2 separate regions of the Homo sapiens genome follow, and region 1 is linked to region 2. Evidence: read pairs that join two places in POLR2A ChIA-PET (ENCODE). Cell type or tissue: MCF 10A. All regions are shown on one strand. Links, peaks and the distances in the headings refer to the core of each region. The heading gives the core; the rest is flanking DNA.

The links. ChIA-PET counts read pairs that join two places held together with the same protein. Peaks named below come from ENCODE experiments on the same cell type or tissue, not always from the same donor. Only the 100,000 strongest peaks of a DNase experiment are listed, where the experiment ranks them.
Region 1: POLR2A ChIA-PET joins it to region 2 with 6 read pairs; 4 of 35 experiments call an interaction of 5 or more read pairs at or near these places.

Annotation. Positions count from the first base shown.
Region 1 is chr11:664,800-676,223 of GRCh38, reverse strand. It overlaps DEAF1 (DEAF1 transcription factor), which reads left to right. Exons shown (of 12, transcript NM_021008.4): 10 at 1,441-1,688. Among named protein-coding and RNA genes, the nearest start is that of DEAF1, 25 kb to the left of the region's middle. RefSeq lists an enhancer at 1,108-2,307. In MCF 10A, for the core only: no CTCF peak of the experiment used is centred there; no DNase peak of the experiment used is centred there.
Region 2 is chr11:571,453-581,476 of GRCh38, reverse strand. PHRF1 (PHD and ring finger domains 1) reads right to left here and starts at 5,007. Exons shown (of 18, transcript NM_001286581.2): 1 at 4,885-5,007. It overlaps LOC124902805 (translation initiation factor IF-2-like), which reads right to left and starts at 9,883. Exons shown (of 4, transcript XM_047428004.1): 1 at 9,833-9,883; 2 at 6,712-6,739; 3 at 5,626-6,260; 4 at 4,881-5,054. The coding sequence starts at 9,883. The coding sequence ends at 4,881. It overlaps LOC143666 (a long non-coding RNA gene), which reads left to right and starts at 5,592. Exons shown (of 1, transcript NR_026967.1): 1 at 5,592-7,669. In MCF 10A, for the core only: no CTCF peak of the experiment used is centred there; DNase peaks (open chromatin) are centred at 5,056, 5,286 and 5,586.

The sequences.
Region 1 (11,424 bases), core at 3,708-6,207, 95 kb before region 2:
CGGGTGCTGGGGGATGTCAGGCTGAGTGCTGGGGGATGTCAGGTGCTTGGGGATGTCAGATGCTGGGGGGATGTCAGGTGCTGGGGGTGTCGGGTGCTGGGGGATGTCAGATGCTGGGGGGTGTCAGGTGCTGGGGGGGATGTCGGGTGCTGGGGGGTGTCGGATGCTGGGGGTTGTCGGGTGCTGGGGGGTGTCGGGTGCTGGGGGGTGTCGGGTGCCGGGGGGTGCCAGGTGCCCCGGGGGATGTCGGGTGCCGGGGGATGTCAGGCTGCGTGCTGGGGGATGTCAGGTGCTGGGGGGTGTCAGGTGCTGGGGGGATGTCAGGCAGTGATTTGTTGTTTGCTGGTCAGTTTTTTACCCGACTTCCCAACATTGCGTGAGAGTTTTCTTTTCTTTTCTTTTTTGAGATGGAGTCTCACTCTGTCACCCAGGCTTGAGTCCACTGGCACCATCTCGGCTCACCACAACTTCTGCCTCCCAGGTTCAAATGATTCTCATGCCTCAGCCTCCCAGGTAGCTGGGATTATAGACGCTTCCACGCCTAGCTAATTTTTGTATTTTTTGGTAGAAATGGGGTTTCACCATGTTGACCAGGCTAGCCTCGAACTCCTGACCTCAAGGGATCTGCCCGCCTCGGCCTCCCAAAGTGCTGGGATTACAGGTGTGAGCCACTGTGCCTGGCCTCTTTTCTTTTTGAGACAGGGTCTCATTAAGTCACCAAGGCCGAAGGACGGTGGCGCAGTCATGGCTCACTGTAGCCTCGACCACCTGGGCTCAAACCATCCTCCCGCCTCAGCTTCCTGAGTAGCTGGGATCACAGGTGAATGTCACCATGCCCATCTAGTTCTTTGTTTTTGATTTCTGTTTTGTAGAGGCAAGGTCCTGCTATGTTGCCCAGGCTGGTCTTGAACTCCTGAGCTCAAGTGATCCTCCCACCTCAGTCTCCCAAAGTGCAGGGATTACAGGCATGAGCCACTGCACCGGGTGATGAGAATTTTTATTTATTTTTTATTTTTAAATTTTATTTGTTTATTTTTTTGAGATGGAGTCTCACTCTGTTGCCCAGGCTGGAGTGCAGTGGTGCCATCTCTGTTCACTGCAAGCTCTGCCTCCCGGCTTCACACCTTTCTCCTGCCTCAGCCTCCCGAGGTAGCTGGGACTACAGGCGTCTACCACCACGTCCAGCTAATTTTTTGTATTTTTTTTAGCCAATTTTTTGTATTTTTTTGTATTTTTTTAAACACAGTGAAACGCGGGGTTTCACTGTTAGCCAGGATGGTCTCGATCTCCTGACCTCATGATCCGCCTGCCTTGGCCTCCCAAAGTGCTGGGATTACAGGCGTGAGCCACCGCGCCCGGCTGAGAATTTTTAACGGAGGCCATTTTGAAGCTAGGAGATGTATTAATTTCTTGGTTTGTTTTGCTTTCCAAATGCTCTAGTGTTGACATCCCTGCCTGCGCTGGCGGTCCCACCCCCGACTCCCACCAAAGCGGCACCTCCCGCGTTGGTCAATGGGCTGGAGCTGTCAGAGCCGCGGAGCTGGCTGTACCTAGAAGAGATGGTCAACTCCTTGCTCAACACAGCGCAGCAGCTGAAGACGCTGTTTGAGCAAGCCAAGCATGCCAGCACCTACCGAGAAGCTGCCACAAACCAGGCCAAGATCCACGCTGACGCAGAGCGGAAGGAGGTAACCTTGGAACAAATGGGAAGACACGACCTGTGCCGAGTAACCCCAGGCCACCCTGGTGCCTGTGCCCAGCTGCGCAAGCCCCACCTTGGCTCACAAGGCCCCTGCCCCACCTTTCTGGAAAAGGGAGCTGTGGAGAGTCATTTACAAATGAAGCTTTTCCTAAAGAAAAGTGACAGCTATTGTTGTTAAGGTGGTTTTGGTTTTTGTAAATAAGGTTGCTTTGTTTCAGAAAGGGAAACAATTTTGTGCGCATCGGCCGTTGTGAATACTCACCTTTTCTAGGCATTATTCATCCTTTGTCTTCCTGTAGTGAAATGTGCTTATATTTTATGAAGTTTGGAGAACATCATCTATTGAGTCTCTGAGTATCAGCGACTGGCAGGGCGAATGCTGAGCCCCTTCCTGGGAGCCGAGCTCCGTCCATCTGCTGTCACAAAGCCCTCCCAGCTTCTGGCACGTTCTTCAGAAGGCGGCTCCTGTGCATGGTGGGAGGCTCACAGGGCGTAGTGCCCATGTTTTCTGTAGCTTCCTATTACTGCAGCACAAGCAAAAGGTCACTTAGGCCCCTTCGGCCTCTTTTCATATGGAGTCTCTACTTCATATGAACCCTTTACTTAGATTGAAGACTTTGAGGTAATATAAAGGTTCAGGTGGGTGACATGAATAGGGTAGATAGAAATTACTAGAGCCAGAGTAAACTGGAGAGAGGGTGGAGGTTTCTCAGCTACTTCTCATAGCCCAAACCCAGCAGACAGGTACCGTGTGTCACAGGGCACGGGGACGAGAAGGTGAGAGAGGAGGGCGCCTGTCTGCTCAGCACAGATGGGGAGCTCTGAAGGCCACAGGAAAGGACAGGGATGGATTTTGTTGTAGCTGCTTTTTCGGGTACGGTAACGTGGACTTTGGTTTGTAAACAAAAGTCAAATTCATATTTTTCCCACCAAATCTATGTAAGAAACGTTTTCCCCCATTTCTTTTCTACTTTCTATTTTTATTTTTATTTGTGGAACAGGCTGTCACTCTGTCGCCCAGGCTAGAATGCAGTGGCACAATCTCGGCTCACTGCAACCTTTGCCTCCCGGGCTCCAGCGATTCTTGTGCCTCAGCCTCCCAAGTAGCTGGGACTACAGGCACCCACCACCACACCTGGCTAATTTTCTGTATTTTTGGTAGAGACGGGGTTTTACCATGTTGCCCAGGCTGATCTCACACTCCTGAGCTCAGGTGATCCACCCGCCTCAGCCTCTTAAAGTACTGGGATTGCAGATGTGAGCCACCATGCCCAGCTTCTACTTTTTATAGAAGAACTTTTTATTTATGTATTTATTTTATTATCATTATTTTTTTTTCAGCTGCTGCTTTATTTTACTTTATTTTATTTTTTGAGACGGAGTCTCGCTCCATCACCCAGGCTGGAGTGCAGTGGCACGATCTTGGCTAACTGCAACCTCCACTTCCTGGGATCAAGCAATTATCCTGCCTCAGCCTCCCAAGTAGCTGGGACTACAGGCGCCTGCTGCCATGCCTGGCTAATTTTTGTATTTTTAGTACAGACAGGGTTTCACCATGTTGGCCAGGCTGGTCTTAAACTCCTGACCTCAAGTGATCTACCCGCCTGAGCGTCTTAAAGTGCTGGGATTATACGTATTTATTTATTTATCTATTTAAAAAAAATTTTTTTTTTTGAGACGGAGTCTTGCTGTGTCGCTCAGGCTGGAGTGCAATGGCACAATCTCAGCTCACTGCAGCTTCCTCCTCCCGGGTTCAAGTGATTCTCCTGCCTCAGCCTCCGGAATAGCTGGGATTACAGGCATGTGCTACCACACCTGGCTGATTTTTTGTATTTTTAGTAGAGACGGGGTTTCACTATGTTAGCCAGGCTGGTCTTGAACCCCTGACCTCAGGTGATTCACCCACCTCAGTCTCCCAAAGTGCTGGGATTACAGGCATGAGCCACCTTGCCCGGCCTATTTATTTTTTAATTTTTAAATTTTTCTGTCATTCAGTGCACATCAGGTACTTGTTATAGATTCTACTAGACAAGCACATAACGAACAGTGATTATCATCCCAGGCCGTATTCAATGTTAGGGGTTTGTTACGGATTCTACTAGACAAGCACATAATGAACGGTGATTCTCAACCCAGGCCGTATTCAATGTTAGGGGTTTGTTACGGATTCTACTAGACAAGCACATAATGAACGGTGATTCTCAACCCAGGTCGTATTCGATGTTAGGGGTTTGTTACGGATTCTACTAGACAAGCACATAATGAACAGTGATTCTCAACCCAGGTCGTATTCGATGTTAGGGGTTTGTTACGGATTCTACCAGACAAGCACATAACAAACAGTGATTCTCATCCCAGGCCGTATTCTATGTTAGGGGTTTGTGTAGTTTCCCCAGGACCTGTAGTGGTGATTGTCCAGAAGCCTTCCATAGGAGGAATGCATGGTCATTAGGTATGCCACAGCTCCAAACACCAGCAACACCACTCAATGACTATTGAGGTAATGACAGTGACACTGCAGCTCCACATGGCTGGGGAGGTCTCACCATCATGGCAGATGGCAAAGCGGGAGGAAAGGCATGTCTTAATGGTGACAGGCGAGCAGAAGAGCTTTTTAGATTCTTAATTTTTTAAATGACTGATCAATATGTGATTAGTGTTTTTTGTGTTTCTTTTTTTTTTTTTTTTTTTTTTTAAGAGGTAAGGTCTCACTCTGTTGCCTAGGCTCATGGCTCATTGTAGGCTCAAACTCCTGGAAATACGGGTGCATGCCACCACGCTTGCCTAATTTATTTTTTTATTTTTTATTTTTTGTAGAGACTGGGTCTTGCCGTGTTGCCCAAGGTGGTCTCAAACTCCTGGGCTCAAGAGATCCTCCTGCCTCAGCCTCCCAAAGTGCTGAGATTACAGGCGTGAGCCACTGGACCCAGCATTAATTTTCTTTCAAGGAAGAAAAGTGTTTCTACTCCTGAAGACAAAGATAATTTTAAAATACTTTTTCACTGGGCACAGTGGATCACACTTGTAATCTCAGTGCTTTGAGAGGCTGAGGTGGGAGGATCTTTTGAGCCCAGGAGTTTGAGACCAGCTTGGACAACATGGTGAAACCCCGTCTCTACAAAAAAATATAAAAATTAGCTGGGTGTGGTGGTGGGCACCTGTAGTCTCAGCTACTTAGGAGGCTGAGGCAGGAGACTCACTTGAACCCAGGAGGCAGAGGTTGCAGTGAGCTGAGATCGGGCCACTGCACTCCAGTCTGGCGACAGAGCAAGACTCTGTCTCAAAAAACAAAAAGTCCAGGCGCGGTGGCTCACGCCTGTAATCCCAGCACTTTGGGAGGCCGAGGCGGGCGGATCACGAGGTCAGGAGATCGAGACCATCCTGGCTAACATGGTGAAACCCCATCTCTACTAAAAATACAAAAAATTAGCCGGGCGTGGTGGCGGGCGCCTGTAGTCCCAGCTCCTTGGGAGGCTGAGGCAGGAGAATGGCGTGAACCCGGGAGGTGGAGATTGCAGTGAGCCGAGATCGCGCCACTGCACTCCAGCCTGGGTGACAAAGTGAGACTCTGTCTCAAAAAAAAAAAAAAACATTAGCCAGGTGTGGTGACATGCCAGTCAAGAGGCTGAAACGTGAGGATTGCTTGAGCCTAGGAGGTTGATGTTGCAGTGAGCCGTGATCACACCACTGTACTCCAGCCTGGGCAACAGAGTGAGACCTCGTCTCAAAAAAAAAAAAAAAAAACAAAAACAAAAAGAAAAAAGAAATTAAAAAGGAAAAAAATAAAGAAAAAGATATATATATATTTTGAGATGGTCTTGCTGTGTCACCCAGGCTAGAGTGCAGTGGTGTGATCTCGGCTCACTGCAGCCTCCATCTCCCAGGTTCAAGCGATTCTTGTGCCTCAGCTTCCCAGATAGCTGGGATTACAGGTATGTGCAACCACGCCCAGCTATTTTTTGGTATTTTAGGAGAGAAGAGGTTTCGCCATGTTGGCGAGGCTGGTCTTAAACTCCAGGCCTCAAGTGATCTACTTGCCTTGGCCTCCCAAAGTGTTGGGATTACAGGTGTGAGCCACCGCACCTGGCCAAAAAAATACTTTAAAAAAAAAAAAAAAAAAGTATACTTCCAAACAAACAGCTACTTAATGCTGAAATTTATAGAGGAAAAGAAAGTTTAAAGGCAAAAAAATCTATAACCCTGCACCCAAAGATAATGACCGTGAACACTTACTGTGTGTCCTTTTGGTCTTTTTTGGTAATTGAGGTAAACTGTATGTACAGCAAAGTGCCTCAATCTCCACCATAAAATGTAGTGAGTTTTGATGAATGCATGAACCTGGTCATGAGACCATTTCAATCCCTGCAGAAGCACCACTCATGTCCCCTTCCATCGGTCCCCTGCCCCATGGACAGTCACTGCTCTCATTTTTTTTTTTTTCTTTTCTCTTTTGAGGCAGCATCTCACTCTGTCACTCAGGCTGGAGTGCAGTGGCATGATCTTGGTTCACTGCAGCCTTGCGCCACCATGCCTGGCTAATTTTTGTATTTTTTGTAAAGATGGGGTTTCTTTTTTTTTTTTTTTTTTTTTTTTTGAGACAGTCTCACACTGTCACCCAGGCTGGAGTACACTGATGCAATCTCGGCTCACTGTAGCCTTCGCCTCCCAGGTTTAAGTGATTCTCCTGCCTCAGCCTCCCGAATAGCTGGGATTACAGGCACATGCCACCATGCCCAGCTAATTTTTGTGTTTTAAGTAGAGACGAGGTTTCACCATGTTTGTCAGGCTGGTCTTGAACTCCTGACCTCAGGTGATCCTCCTGCCTCAGCCTCCCAAAGTGCTGGGATTACAGGCATGAGCCACCGCACCTGGCCTCTTTTTTTTTTGAGACAAGTTTCGCTCTTGTTGCCCAGGCTGGAATCCAATGGCACAATCTCGGCTCGCCATAACCTCCACCTCCCAGGTTCAAGAGAGTCTCCTGCTTCAGCCTCTCAAGTAGCTGAGATTACAGGCATGCGCCACCACGCCCAGCTAATTTTGTATTTTCAGTAGAGACAGGGTTTCACCATTTAGGTCAGGCTGGTCTTGAGCTCCTGACCTCAGGTGATCTGCCCACCTCGGCCTCCCAAAGTGCTGAGATGACAGGTGTGAGGTACTGCACCCAGTTGATTTTCTAGATTTCCTACCACAACTGATTTCTAATTCAACTCCAATATGCTTAGAAAATATACTCTGATTTCAGTTCTTTTAAATTGATTACGATTTATTTCGGCCAGGCATGGTGACTCACACCTGTAATCCCAGCACTTTGGGAGGCCAAGGTCTTGAGGCCAGGAGTTTGAGACAAGCCTGGACATTGTGAGACCCTGTCTGTACAAAAAAAAAAAAAAAAAAAAGGGTCGGGTGCAGTGGCTTACGCCTGTAATCCCAGCAGTTTGGGAGGCCGAGGCGGGCAGATCACAAGGTCAGGAGGTCGAGACCATCCTGGCTAACACAGTAAAACCCCGTCTCTACTAAAAATACAAAACATTAGCCAGGCATGGTGGCAGGCACCTATAGTCCCAGCTGCTCAGGAGGCTGAGGCAGGAGAATGGCATGAATCCAGGAGGCAGAGCTTGCAGTGAGCCGAGATTGCACCACTGCAGTCCAGCCTGGGCTACAGAGCGAGACTCTGTCTAAAAAAAAACAAAAAACTTTTTTTTTAAAGGGTTTCACTTTGTCACCCAGGCTGGAGTACAGAGGTGTGACCTCGGCTCACTGCAGCCTCAAGTTCCCAGGCTCAAGCAATCCTCTTGCCTCAGCCCCCCAAGTAGCTGGGACTATGGGCATGTGCCACCATGCTTGGCTAATTTTTGTATTTTTCATAGAGAGAGGGTCTCACTGTGTTGCCAGGCTGATCTCAAACTCCTGAGCTCAAGCCATCCACCCACCTCAGCTTCCCAAAGTGCTGGGATTACAGGCATGAACCACTGTGCCCGGCCAAAATGTTTCCTTCATTAGCCGGATCACTGGAGCCCAGGGGTAGAGGTTGCAGCGAGCTGTGATCACGCCACTGTGCTCCAGCCTGGGCAACAGAATGAGACCCTGTCTCAAAAAAACAAAAAGATGTGTTTTATGATCATGTATATACTTTTCGTGGTGAATATTGCATATACACTTGAAAAGAGTTTTATTCAGTCATTGGTTTTCGTTTTCTGTAATGTCATTAGGTCAAGGTGGTTCATAGTGTGGTCCAAATCTTGTTTTTCTTCAACCTAAAGATGTACTTTCAGCTTTTCTTTTCATATAGGTCTGTTGGCCATGAATTCTCTGTTTTTGTCTGTAATGTCCCTCTTTCACCTTTATTTTTGAGGGACGTTTTTGAGTGACATGGAATTCTGGGTTGTCACTTACATATATATATTTTTTTGAGACAGAGTCTCGCTCTTGTTTTCCAGGCTGGAGTGCAGTGGCACAATCTCCGCTCACTGCAACCTCCATTTCCCAGGTTTAAGCAATTCTCCTGCCTCAGCCTCCTGAGTAGCTGGGACTATCGGCGTGCGCCACCACACCCAGCTAATTTTTGTATTTTTGGTAGAGACGGGGTTTCGCCATGTTGCTCAGGCTGGTGTTGAACTCCTGGGCTCAAGTGATCCACCCGCCTGGGCCTCCCAAAGTGCTGGGATTACAGGCATGAGCTAACACGCCGGCCTATTTATTTATTTATTATTTTTTGAGACAAAGTCTCACTCTGTCACCAGGCTGGAGTGCAGTGATGCCATCTCGGTTCGCTGCAACCTCCGACTCCCTGGTTCAAGCGATTCTCCTGCCTCAGCCTCCTGAGTAGCTGGAATTACAGGCACACACCACCATGCCCAGCTAATTTTTTGTATTTTTTTATTAGAGACAGGGTTTTGCCATGTTGGCCAGACCGGTCTTGAACACCTGACCGACCTCAGGTGATTCACCTGCCTCGGCCTCCCAAAGTGCTGGGATTATAGGCATGACCTACCTGGGTTGTCACTTTTTATCATTCACCAGTTTAAAGATGTCTTTCCATCATCTTCTGGCCAGCCTGCCTACCTGCCTTCCTTCCTTCCTTCCTTCCTTTCCTCTTTTCCTCCTTCCCTCCTTCCCTCCCTCCCTCCCTCTCTCCTTCCTTCCTTCCTTCCTCCCTCCCTCCCTCCATCCCTCCCTTCCTTCCTTCTTTTTTCTTTCTTTTTTGAGACAGGGTCACTGTCTGTCACCGAGGCTAAGAAGCAGTGTTGTGGTCACATCTCAATGCAGCCTTGAGTTCCTGGGCTCAGGTGATCTTCCCTTAGCCTCCAGAGTAGCTAGGACTACCGGCACTGGCCACTACTCCCGGCCAATTTTTAGCTGGGGTTTCACCATGATGCCCAGGCTGGCCGCAAACTCCTTGGCTCAAGCGATCCTCTTACCTCAGCCTTCTGAGTAGCTGGGACTACACATGTGTACCACCATGCCCAGCTATTTTTTTGTTTGTTTTGTATAGATGGGGTTTCACTATGTTTCTCAGGCTGGTCTTGAACTCCTGGACTCAAGCAACCCACCTTCCTTGGCCTCCTAAAGTACTGGGATTACCAGCATGAACCACTGCTCCTGGCTATAACTATTTCTTTTTTTCTTTTTTTTTTTTTTTTTTTTTTTTGGAGACAGAGTCTTGCTCTCCAGGCTAGAGTGCAGTGACACGATCTCAGCTCACTGCAAGCTCTACCTCCCAGGTTCAAGCGATCTCTTGCCTCAGCCTTCCAAGTAGATGGGACTACAAGTGTGCACCACCACACCTGGCTAATACTTTGTTGTTTTGTTTTGTTTTGAGACGGAGTCTTGCTCTGTCGCCCAGGGTTGGAGTGCAGTGGCACGATCTCAGCTCACTGCAACCTCTGCCTCCCGGGTTCAAGTGATTCTCCTGCCTCAGCCTCCCGAGTAGCTGGGACTACAGGTGCATGCCACCACTCCTGGCTAATTTTCTGTATTTTTGGTAGAGAGGAGGTTTCACCATGTTAGCCAGGATGTTCACAATCTCCTAACCTCGTGATCTGCCCGCCTGGGATTACAGGTGTGAGCCACCGTGCCCAGCCTCAGGATCTGCTTCTTTTGGCTACTTTTTCCCTTCATCATGGATCCTGTTATCCCTTCTTCACACGTCCAGTACTTCCTGATTGTGTGTTGGAATTTTAGTTTATATACTGTTTATATGGTAGAGTTTATATGGTAGAGACTCTGAATTTTGTTGGATTCTGTTGTCTTCCCCTGAAGAGTGTTGGGCTTTGTTCTCGCAGGCTGAATTCTTATGGATCACCCTGAAGAGGATCAGTGTTGATGCTGTTAGGGCAGGTCTGTCTGGCTTTTTCTTCTGCCTGACACATCCTTAGTCTTGGATCTGCGAAGCTGTGGTTTTCTGGATGTTCCTGGGAAGTCCGTGGTGTTTTTAAGCCTCTAACTTGTGAAGGTTCAAACTCCAGACTTTCAGGTGGTGAGCAGCAGCCGCAGTCTCTGCTCAGTGTTCTCGGTCTTCAGCCGTCCATTTCTGCTGAGTCTTCCCCACATGCTGTGTCATCAGCTCAGGGTCAAACAAGGACGTGGGGAGCGTTTATGTGCTGGATGGGAGTGTCCTCTCTCTGTGCTTGCTCCTTTCTAGGGTTTCTCCCCTCATTTTCCAGCCACTTTGTCAGCTCTGGCCAGGGTGACTGCAGCCTGCTACCACGGTGTGGCCGCCCATGTCTGGTGGCCTGGGGCTGCCTCCAGGAGAAGCCTTCCTGGCTCCATCTCCCTGCTACGTCACCTGTCCCTGCTATGTCACCTGGCTGCCTCTCTCCCCTGCTCATTTGGCAGCCAGAGTGTCTGATGCTGCTGCGTCAGCTGGGTCCCTGCCCTGAAAGGCTGGGCTTTGAATTTTATTAGTAATTTTATGTATTTCTATGAGAGAAATGTGGCATGAAATCCCTTTATCCTTAAAATCCCGTTTGGTAGACAGCCAAGCCTTTTAAAACGTTAGAAAGGGCGGCCCCTTTCTCAGCTGGAAGCAGCTGTTGCAGTGAACATCCCGTGCATCTGAAAATGTCAGGAGTTAGAAGAAATGTCAGGAAGTGTTAGAAGCGATGTGTTCCCTTTCTCTAAAGCTGTGTATCGGACGTGTCATTCATAAAGCCATTACTTGAATAGCTGAGCCAGGACTCAGAGGCTCTGAGTGTGACACCCTGTCCTCCTCCTCTCAGTGTGAATAGCTGAGCCAGGACTTAGTTAGAGTGACCGAGTGTGACACCCTGTCCTCCTCCTCTCAGTGTGAATAGCTGAGCCAGGACTTACTTAGAGTGACCGAGTGTGACACCCTGTCCTTCTCCTCTCGGTGTGAATAGCTGAGCCAGGACTTACTTAGAGTGACCGAGTGTGACACCCTGTCCTCCTCCTCTCGGTGTGAATAGCTGAGCCAGGACTCAGAGTGACCGAGTGTGACGCCCTGTCCTCCTCCTCTCGGTGTGAATAGCTGAGCCAGGACTCAGAGTGACCGAGTGTGACGCCCTGTCCTCCTCCTCTCGGTGTGAATAGCTGAGCCAGGACTCAGAGTGACCGAGTGTGACGCCCTGTCCTCCTCCTCTCGGTGTGAATAGCTGAGCCAGGACTCAGAGTGACCGAGTGTGACGCCCTGTCCTCCTCCTCTCGGTGTGAATAGCTGAGCCAGGACTCAGAGTGACCGAGTGTGACGCCCTGTCCTCCTCCTC
Region 2 (10,024 bases), core at 3,542-6,041:
GCCAAGCAACTTCCAAACTGTCCCAGGCTGCAAAGAACCCTCTGAAGAGTTATGACCTCTCCCCACAGGCCACATCCCCGTGTCACATCCACCGCCACAGCACGTGAAGAGTGAGCCCTGAGATATCACCCACAGAACAACTCTCAGCAGTATCCCCACAGGCCACACCCCAGTGTCCCAGTGTCACATCCACCGCCACAGCACGTGAAGGGTGAGCCCTAAGATATCACCCACAGAACAACCCTCACCAGTAAGCCTTACACATGATTCACATTTACAGAGCTACCCATAAAGCCAGATCCTAGCTGGCCACTGTACCCGGCCAGAAAATAAAAATTTGTTTTTAACTAAAAAAAAAAAAAAAATTGGTCACGCCTGTAATCCCAGCACTTTGGGAGGCTGAGGCGGGCGGATCACCTGAGGTCGGGAGTTTGAGACCAGCCTGACCAACATGGAGAAACCCCATCTCTACTAAAAATATAAAATTAGGCCAGGCATAGCTGCTCACGCCTGTAACCCCAGCACTTTGAGAGGCCGAGGCAGGCGGATCACCTGAGGTCGGGAGTTTGAGACCAGCCTGGCCAGCATGATGAAACCCCGTCTCTACTAAAAATACAAAAATTAGCCAGGCGTGGTGGCGGGCGCCTGTAATCCCAGCTACTCGGGAAGCTGAGGCAGGAGAATCGCTTGCACCTGAGAGGCGGAGGTTGCAGTGAGCCGAGATCGCGCCACTGCACTCCAGCCTGCGCAATAAGAGCAAAACTCCATCTCAAAAAACTGCAATGCTCCTGAGGAATCGCAACACCATATACGAACAAAACGGCCTCATCCTGAGCTGAGGCAGAGCCGGGCTTTATCAGCTGGGCACAAGAGGGGCCTCAGTGACACGTAGGGTGCTCTCCCTGCCAAGGCTGGCCACTGTTGGGATGCCTGGAGGCTCCTCTGACCGCACCCCAACCCCATCCACCAGGGTGCTGCTGAGTCCCCAGTGGTACCCAGAGCTGAGGAGGCAGAAGGCACAGAGGCCAGGCCCACCCCTCGGCTCCCAAGACCACTTGCTCAAGGCCCTGACCCGTCAGCCGGGACCCCTGCCCTTCCCACTCTGCAAGGTCACTGTGAAACCACACAGGATCCCGTACAAAGCCTTGGGAAATCTAGTTGGACACGCTCCTCCTTCCACACCAGGGCCTCAAACTTTGGTCCCAGATAAGAAAGGAGATACGTGCACGTGGTTCATTTCTCATCAGTGCTATTGACCTTGTTTCCCAGGCGACTCTCGGAGGAAAGGCCTGTCCTAGGAGAGTGAGTCAGGAATCCAGCGAGGCAGTGAAGCCGGCCCTGCAGCACTCTGTTTCCCACCAAGTCCAACCTCCATCCATGATCAGAGGAAAGCGCATCGCACAAGAGGCCAGGAAGTAGGGGGCCAGAGCTGCCCTCGAGTTCAGGGCCTCCTTGCATTGGAGCTCAGCTCCCACCACCACTGTGGGCTGCACATGTACCACAGCAACGGGGGAAAGTGGCTGTCAGCGCCACTGCTGTCTGGAAACCCCTGGACAACAAACCCTAACGGGGCTCAGAAACCAGGACGGCCTCACTTCCCATCTGACAAGACAGTGCAAAACCCTAGATTCTAAGATGATGCCTTATAAAACAGTGAAGAATGTCAACTCCATCCAACTGTCAACTGCCAAATCTTACTACTGCCTGGAAACAGCGATTGTAGAAGTAGTTTTGCCAAATTAGTAATTAACCTTTCTTCTACCTGCCACCCTAAGGTGAAAACACCTGGTCATGATCCCCGCTCAAGGCAGTCTGCACCCCTGGTGCTTGGTGGACCCAGCAACTCCGCAGAGACGCCCTGCTCGTCCCGCACCTGAATCCTAGAGACACTGGCTCTGAGAGACACACGAGGGCCACGGCCCATCCAGGAGGGTGACCCCTCTCCCACAGCATGCACTGAGACCTAGCAGTGACCACAGCTCTCAGATAAGAGGACCTTAACTCCCTGGCAATAGCTGTGACCACCCTGACAACAGACCCCACATCTTCCAGGACGCCTGCTCCAACACCTACCCTGCTCCTACTTTGTGCAGCACAAGGCGAATGCAGTCCCTGCCCTGGAGAAACATATCTGAAAGAGGGAGGCAGACTCTCTCACATGAATCTACCAAGGAACACTTCAAAGAGACCACCTAAGAGATAACAGAGCAGGGCTGGGGGGAGGAGCAGGGCTGGGGGGAGGAGCAGGGCTGGGGGAGTCCCAGGGTCCAACTGTCCCGAGTGCAAATCCTCATTTGATGATGAATTTCACATAGAAAGTAAAAAATGTGAATTGGTAGCCAGGTGCAGTGGCTCACGCCTGTCATCCTAGCACTTTGGGAGACCAAGGTGGGCAGACGGCCTGAGCTCCGTAGTTCAAGACCAGCCTAGGCAACACAGTGAAACCCCATCTCTACTAAAATAGAAAAAATGAGCCGGGCATGGCGGCGTGCACCTGTAGTCCCAGCTACTCCGGAGGAGAATTGCTTGAACCTGGCAGGCGGAGGTTGCAGTGAGCTGAGATCGCGCCACTACATGCCACTGGGCGACAGAGTGAGACTCAGTCTCAAAAAAAAAAATGTGAATCAGCCGGGCGTGGTGGCTCATGCTTGTAATCCCAGCACTTTGGGAGGCTGAGGCAGGCAGATCACTTGAGCCTGCAAGTTATGAGACCAGCCTGGGCAACATGGCAAAACCGTTAAAAACCAGGTAGGTGTGGTGGAAACCGCCTGTAGTCCCAGCTGCTCGGGAGTCTGAGGTGCAAAGATCACTTCAGCTCAGGAGTTCGAGGCTGCAGTGAGCCATAGTATGTGAACAAACAGCTCCTGGCCTCTCCCTTGATGCACTGAGATTGGGGACCACCTCCAAGGGTTAGGTGGGGCGACAGGCAATGGCAGGGCTTGCCCCAGGGCTGCCAGAAGAGATCAGTGAGGCCGTGTGGGGTTTGGCACATAGGAGCTGGCCAGAAATACCAGCTCAGGAATGAGGCTGAACTTTGCGAGTCCATGCACCTGTGGGGCTAAGTCCTGAGGCCTTTGAACTTTACCACAGCTGGTGAGGGAAGACTCCACGGGCCTCTTACACTCCTCCACCACAGCAGCAGGAACGTTCAGGTTACGTGAGGCTGAACAACATCCTTCCTCGATATCACACAAAAGTAACCAGGGGCTATTTTGCCAGAGAACACAAAATAACCCAGGAAGCCTCCGCAGGTACCCTCTGGCACAAGCACCAGGCACAAGACCTGTTTGGGACCACCAGGACCTGTAGTTAGGATGCTGGGTTAATGGGAGCCCCTAGCTTAGGACCTCCTGGTTGCACCAGCAGCCCCAACTCCAACAAATCTTCCCTTCCCCATACCCACCTCTGCCATGTCCCAGGCCACAGGCCAGGAAGCCATTTCTGCAGAAAAGACCACAGCCCTTCCCAGCTGCTGGCCACCTTTGGCTGGGCTAGCAGAGCTCTGGGGTGGAGGAACCACTGTGACTCTCCTGCTTAGCCTCCAGATTTGGGGGATTAAAGAGGAAAACAAAAAACTGGAAAGGCTATTTCTCTCTCTTTTCAAATTCAGGGGAACCAATGCATTGGCAGTCCCAACTGTTACTAAGGAATGAAAAGGGCCTCTGGTGTCCGGGGTGCCTGCAACCCCGTTCCACGCCAGTCTCGGCACCTGAGTGCCCATCCCAGGCACTGAACAAGCCTGCAGCCAAGTCCAACACCTCAACTCAGGCCGACTTTTATTCTTGTATTCACCATCTGCTGTATCAGCTAGGAGAACTCAAAATTGTCAACTGCAATGGAAGTCAAAAAGTCAGGCACGCACAAAGGTCTCCGCGGGCCTGAGATAAACACAGCCCTGCTGAGGGCCAAGGCCAGGCTTGTCATGGCCATGATGCTGAGGTGCCATCCATCCACTAGCACTCTGACTTAACATTCTTCCAATAAGAAAGAAAACCGGATGGTCCAGGAGAGAGATCAACTATGCCAAACCCGAAGTCAAACCTCAGCTCGGCCTCAGAGCCTGTCCATTGACCACTGGCCAGAACGTGGTTCACCCAGCTGACTGCTGTTCTGCTGTTGTCGAAACAAGTAAAGCACATAAACTCCGAAGAAGGGGCAACACAAGCCCCGTCAAAAGGAGCATGGTAGGAGTCGGGGCTGGCGCGGATCCCCGGCTGCCGGCGCTGGCCAGTTACTTAGCCTTTCTGGGCTCCAATCCCCTCCTCTGTAAAACGGGAACAATACCTACACCTGAGAGGCTCTTGTGAGGACTGCAAGAGTTAAGGAATAGGAAAACCGCCAGCCACACAGGCCTGTGGACATGCAGACAAGGCCAGAAGCCCACGACGGCAACCATGCACAGGGGCCGGACACAAGGCAACGAAGTCACAGCTCTCTCCCAAACGCGGCAGGGCGGACTCGCAGGGGGCATGGGCGTGGGTGCCACAGAGCGAGGCGAGTGGGCTCTCGCCGCGTCCTCGCAAGCCCAGGACGTCCGCCCGCAGGCCACGGGCCTCCCAGTCTCGGCGGGGCCTCCCAGTCTCGGCGGGGCCTCCCAGTCTCGGCGGGGCCTCCCAGTCTCGGCGGGGCCTCCCAGTCTCGGCGGGGCCTCCCAGTCTCGGCGGGGCCTCCCAGTCTCGGCGGGGCCTCCCAGTCTCGGCGGGGCCTCCCAGTCTCGGCGGGGCCTCCCAGCGCGCGCGCGCCCGCCCGCCCTCCCGGCCCGCGGCCAGCGCGGCGCAGGCCTCGCCCCGCGGTGCAGGCCGCAGACAAAGCGCGTGGCGCCCACAGGCGGCCCGCGGCCCGGAGGAGCAGGGCCCCCAGGGCCGGCGCGGCCGCCGCACTTACCCGGAAACCTCGCGTCCCGCAGCCGCTCGCGAGCGCTCGCCGCCGCTGCACGACCGAGAGTCGCTCCTAGGCCCGGCCGCCGCCGCCTCTGCCGCCGCCGTGCGCTCTTCGACCCGGAAGTGCACGGCGCCTCTTCCGGGCTCCTCTGTCCTGCTCGCTGACTGGAACCACTGAGACCAGAGCGGGAAAGAAATGACTGAAGTGAGGAAGGTGCCACTCCTTGCAGCCGGGGGTCTCGAGGCGTTCAAACGGCCTCCCTTCCACCTTGGAAACACTCTTTAATGCAGGACTGCCGCCCGGGGAGACCAATATCCTGGAAGAGCTCGTACTGTTTAACCCGCGACCATGGGCTGGTCCAGGCCGTCCCCCCCGCGGCCGGGACAGCTGGTACCGCCCGGATCTCCGCCCACCGCCCAGAGCGAATGGGAGCTGCTTCCTGTACGTCAGCTCCGCCCCCACGCCCGCAGCCCCGTCCCTCCTCGGGCCCGCAGCCCCACCCCGCCCCCACGCACGTAGCCCCGCCCCCACCCCCGCAGCCCCGCCCCGCCTCGCGCCCGCAGCTCCGCCCCCACGTCTGCAGCCCCGCCCTGCCTCGGGACGGCCGCCCACGGCCCCGCCCCCTCCCTCGCAGCCCCGCCTCACGCCCGCTGCTCCGCAGCCCCGCCCCCACCCTCGCAGCCCCGCCCCCACGCCGCAACCCCGCCCGCAGCTCCTCCCTAGCCCCGCGCGCGGCGGGAGCACCTGGGGAGAAGAGTCCTGGCGTCGCCTGCTACCAGCGCCGCGCTCCTCTGAACAAACACTGCCGGAGCCCTCCGTGAGCCGGCTATTCCAGCCCAGCCCCGCGTCCGCCCGTCCCGCAGCAGGCGCGGTGAATCGTGCGCGCTGGCGGACGAGGCGGGCTCGGCAGGACGCTGCTGTGCCGTCCCGTGTGGATTTGGCTCCAGGTCGTCCTGAGGATGCCGCGCAGAAGCCGTGTGGGCCTCGGGACGCAGGCCTGCGTGGCTGCAGCGCACCAGGGGAGGCTCCGGGGATCCCGAGCTGGCGCGGACTCGCGAGACCCCCTGGCCGCTCTGCGGGGAGCGCTGGGGAGGCGTCCCGAGCGGGCGCCAGAGACCCGCGGGCTCCCCGTGCAGGGGCTGCCTGGGCTGGGGCCCGGGTGGGTCTGCGCAGGTGTGGGAAGTGCCGGCTCCCGGTAGATGCTGAAGGCGGAGTTGCCAGGATTTGCTGCGGACTTTTGGAGAAATGAGGCGGGGAAGGACGAGCTTGAGAACCGACGCCGGAGAGACGGGGAAGACGGGGGAGGCCTGAGCGCGGGCTGGCATGGCTGGGGAGGTTGTGCACTGCCCAAGAATGCTCACTGAGGAGCGTGTTCACGTCTCATCGTGGGTGTCTGTGTTTATTATGACAACTACCAGCAGCCCCCGAGGAGCAGCGACAGATGGAGGTCGGGGGCTCTAAGCTGAACACAGGCGGTCGGTCCTCCTTCCCAGGAGCCTCAGCGTGTGTGTCCGCAGGTGCCCCTTTATCTAGCGCCCTTGGGGGAATGGGACGTGTCAGAGGAGATGCAGTGGGCAGAGGCTGCACTGGATGAAGAGAACTATGTGGGAATCGCATGTGGGGTGTGACTGGGGACCAGTGCCTGAACTCTGGGACTCCAACTTGAAGAGGTTTGGAATCTGCAAAGGAGACTAGGAAGGGGCACAGGGGGTGCTAGGGGTGGGGGCCGGAGGACAAACCAGGAGAGGGGCTTCTGGAAGCCAGAGAGGGCGTGCACACACAGGCGGGGGAGGGAGCCTGGGTGCAGCAGGGTGGGCCACTGCGACTCACCGAGGGCCAGCGGCGCTGGGGCCAGGGGCTGGAGTTTGGAGAGTGAGCAGAGAGCACGCAGGGGCTGTGAACACCAACTTCTCTTTCAGGTCAATTTGCTGCAAAGGGGAAGGTAAAGGTGGAGGTAACTAAGGAGCAGGGCAAGAGAGGGGTGTGGTTTTCTGTAGGGTCCAGCCCTACGGGGGCTTAGCAGGTGTCCTCCCCGTGTGCAGAGACCAGAGATTGTAATAAAGACACGAGATAAAGAGCAGCTGGGCCCCGGGGGACCACTACCATCAAGACGTGGAGACCGGTAGTGGCCCTGAGCGCCTAGGTGCGCTGATATTTATTGCATACAAGACAAGGGGGCAGGGTAAGGAGGGTGAATCTTCTAAGTGATAAAGTGAAGCAAGTCACGTGATCATAGGACAGGGGGCCCTTCCCTCTTAGGCAGCCGAAGCAAAGAGAGAAGGCAGCATATGTCAGCATTTTCTTCTCTGCACTTAGAAGAACGATCAAAGACTTTAAGACTTTCACTATTTCTTCTACCGCTATCTACTACGAACTTCAAAGAGGAGCCAGGAGTACGGGAGGAGCATGAAAGTGGATAAGGAGTGTGATCATTCAAGCACCACAGGGAGGGGGTTAGGCCTCCGGATGACTGCAGGCCAGGCCTGGAGAATATCCAGCCTCCCACAAGAAGCTGGTGGAGCAGAGTGTTCCCTGACTCCTCCAAGGAAAGGAGACTCCCTTTCACGGTCGGCTAAGTAACGGGTGCCTTCCCAGGCACTGGCGTTACCGCTTGACCAAGGAGCCCTCAAGCGGCCCTTATGTTGGCGTGACAGAGGGCTCACCTCTTGCCTTCTAGGTCACTTCTCACAACGTCCCTTCAGCACCTGACCCTATACCCGCCGGTTATTCCTAGGTTGTATTAGTAATGCCACAAAGAGTAATATTAAAAGCTAATGACTAATATTTATAATAATGATTGATAATTTTCCATGATCATCTCTGTATCTAATTCGTATTAGGACTATTCTTATTCTATTTTCTTTATTATACTGAAACAGTTTGTGCCTTCAGTCTCTTGCTTCGGCACCTAGGTAATCTTTCGCCCACAGTTTTCTGTTTGCAATGGGAGAAATAACAGGCACTTATGGGTTCTGAAAATGCCCCTGCAGGAAGGAGGAGTGGATGGTGCCGACGACTGAGGAGGACTCTGGAGCAATCTATTCTCGGTGGGCCAGAGGGGCTGGGTGTCACTGCAGTCACCCAGGCCAGCCACCTGAACTCACGCACTTCAGTCTGTTTCTCAACCTCTGTGTGCCTCTGTGTCCTTGGCTGTGAAACAGGAATGTGGGTGCTCAGGCCTACCTCTTAGGTCACTGTGAGGACGAGATAGGTACGCCTCAGGTGGGGTCCAGTGTGATCAGCCAGCGGGCTGCGGGACCGCCCTCTGCCCTGCACCAGGCACCTCCCCTACCTTTACATGTGCCACGTGCCTGCCTGCTGGACACTAGATGCAGGGGCATCCACAGACACGCCGAGGCTCCTGGGAAGGAGGACGGGATGCCTGGGGGGCTGCTGGTAATTGTCATAATAAACACATGCACCCAGGCCAGGCACGGTGGCACTTGCCCTGTTATCCCAGCACTTTGGCAGGCCACAGCGGGAGGATCACTTGAGCCCAGGAGTTCCAACCTGGGCAACATGGTGAGATTTCCTTTCTACAAAAAAATTTAAAAAATTAGCCTGACATGGTAGTGCACACCTGTAGTCCCAGCTACTCGGGAGGCTGAGGTGGGAGGATTGCTTGAGACCAGGAGGTTGAGGCTGCAGTGAACCGCGATGGCACCACTGCACTGCAGCCTGGGTGACAGAGTGAGACCATGTCTCAAAAACAATAAAGCCGGGCATGGTGGCTCACACCTGTAATCCAGCACTTTCGGCTGAGGCAGGAGGGTTACCTGAGGTCAGGAGTTGGAGACCAACCTGGCCAACACGGTGAAACCCCATCTCTACTAAAACTACAAAAGTTACCTGGGCATGGTTACGCGTGCCTGTAGTCCCAGCTACTCGGGAGGCTGAGGCAGGAGAATGGCGTGAACCTGGGAGGCAGATGCTGCAGTGAGCCAAGATCGCGCCACTGCACTCCAGCCTGGGCAACAGAGTGAGACTCTGTCTCAAAAATAAATAAATGAATAAATAAACGCCAGGTGCGGTGGCTCACGCCTGTAATCCCAGCACTTTGGGAGGCCGAGGCGGGCGGATCACGAGGTCAGGAGATCGAGACCATCTTGGCTAACTGTCTCTACTAAAAAAAAAAAATACAAAAAATTAGCCGGGCGAGGTGGCGGGCGCCTGTAGTCCCAGCTACTCGGGAGGCTGAGGCAGGAGAATGGCGTGAACCCCCAGGGGGCGGAGCCTGCAGTGCCGAGATCACGCCACTGCACTCCAACCTGGGCGACAGCGAGACTCCGTCTCAAAAAAATAAAAAATAAATAAACACAGACATCCACATGGAGACATGAAGGACGTCCTCAGTGAGCATAATCCTTGGTCAGTGCACAACCAACCCAGGTATGTCAGACAGCACTCAGGCTCAGGTGTGAGAAGTATCTCCAGGCAGCTGCCCAGAGCCAAACTAGGCCCAAACTGTGCATAGGTGGTACTTGAGAGCATGAGAGCAGGGGCACATACCAATACCTCCTGACTCCCACCCCCACCGCTACCCACACACCTGACATAAAATGACTCCTTACCTGCTCGCACGTGGATAGATGCCTCACACACCAGCAGGCAGACACCTCCTGTATACAACCCCCTCATCAGTACTGTCACCTCCCCCGTACACTGACGGGTCACCCCCCAACCCCCATCACCTGCTAGTGTCAGTGTGCACACATGTGCATCCTGCCCACACAGCCTCACACAGACCTGTACTCTGAGGCTCCGGCCAGATTCCTGGTCGACACTGCCGTGTGCTGCCCCTGCCCCTTGCAGACGCAAGCATGGTGTGCATGCTCCTGGTGTGCACGGGAGGATGGAGCTGGGCTGGGAGCTCCCTTGCTTCTGTCCCGCCAGGCCAGCTTATCCCGGAGGGCCTAGCCCAGCCCCTTCCCACCCCTGCCCCCCACCCCACCATCAGGTCCGTGTGCACATACAGGGCTTGGTGGGCAATGAGCCCAGTCATCGCCCCCTGCTGAGACCCATCCCACTCCCAGCAGCAGGGAGCCCCAGAGCCAGGTGGATGCCTGGGGGAGGCAGGGGCAGGGGTGGCTGGAGGAGGTGGGTGGGGAGAGAACAAAGGAGTCAAAACTCTCAGAGCTGGGGG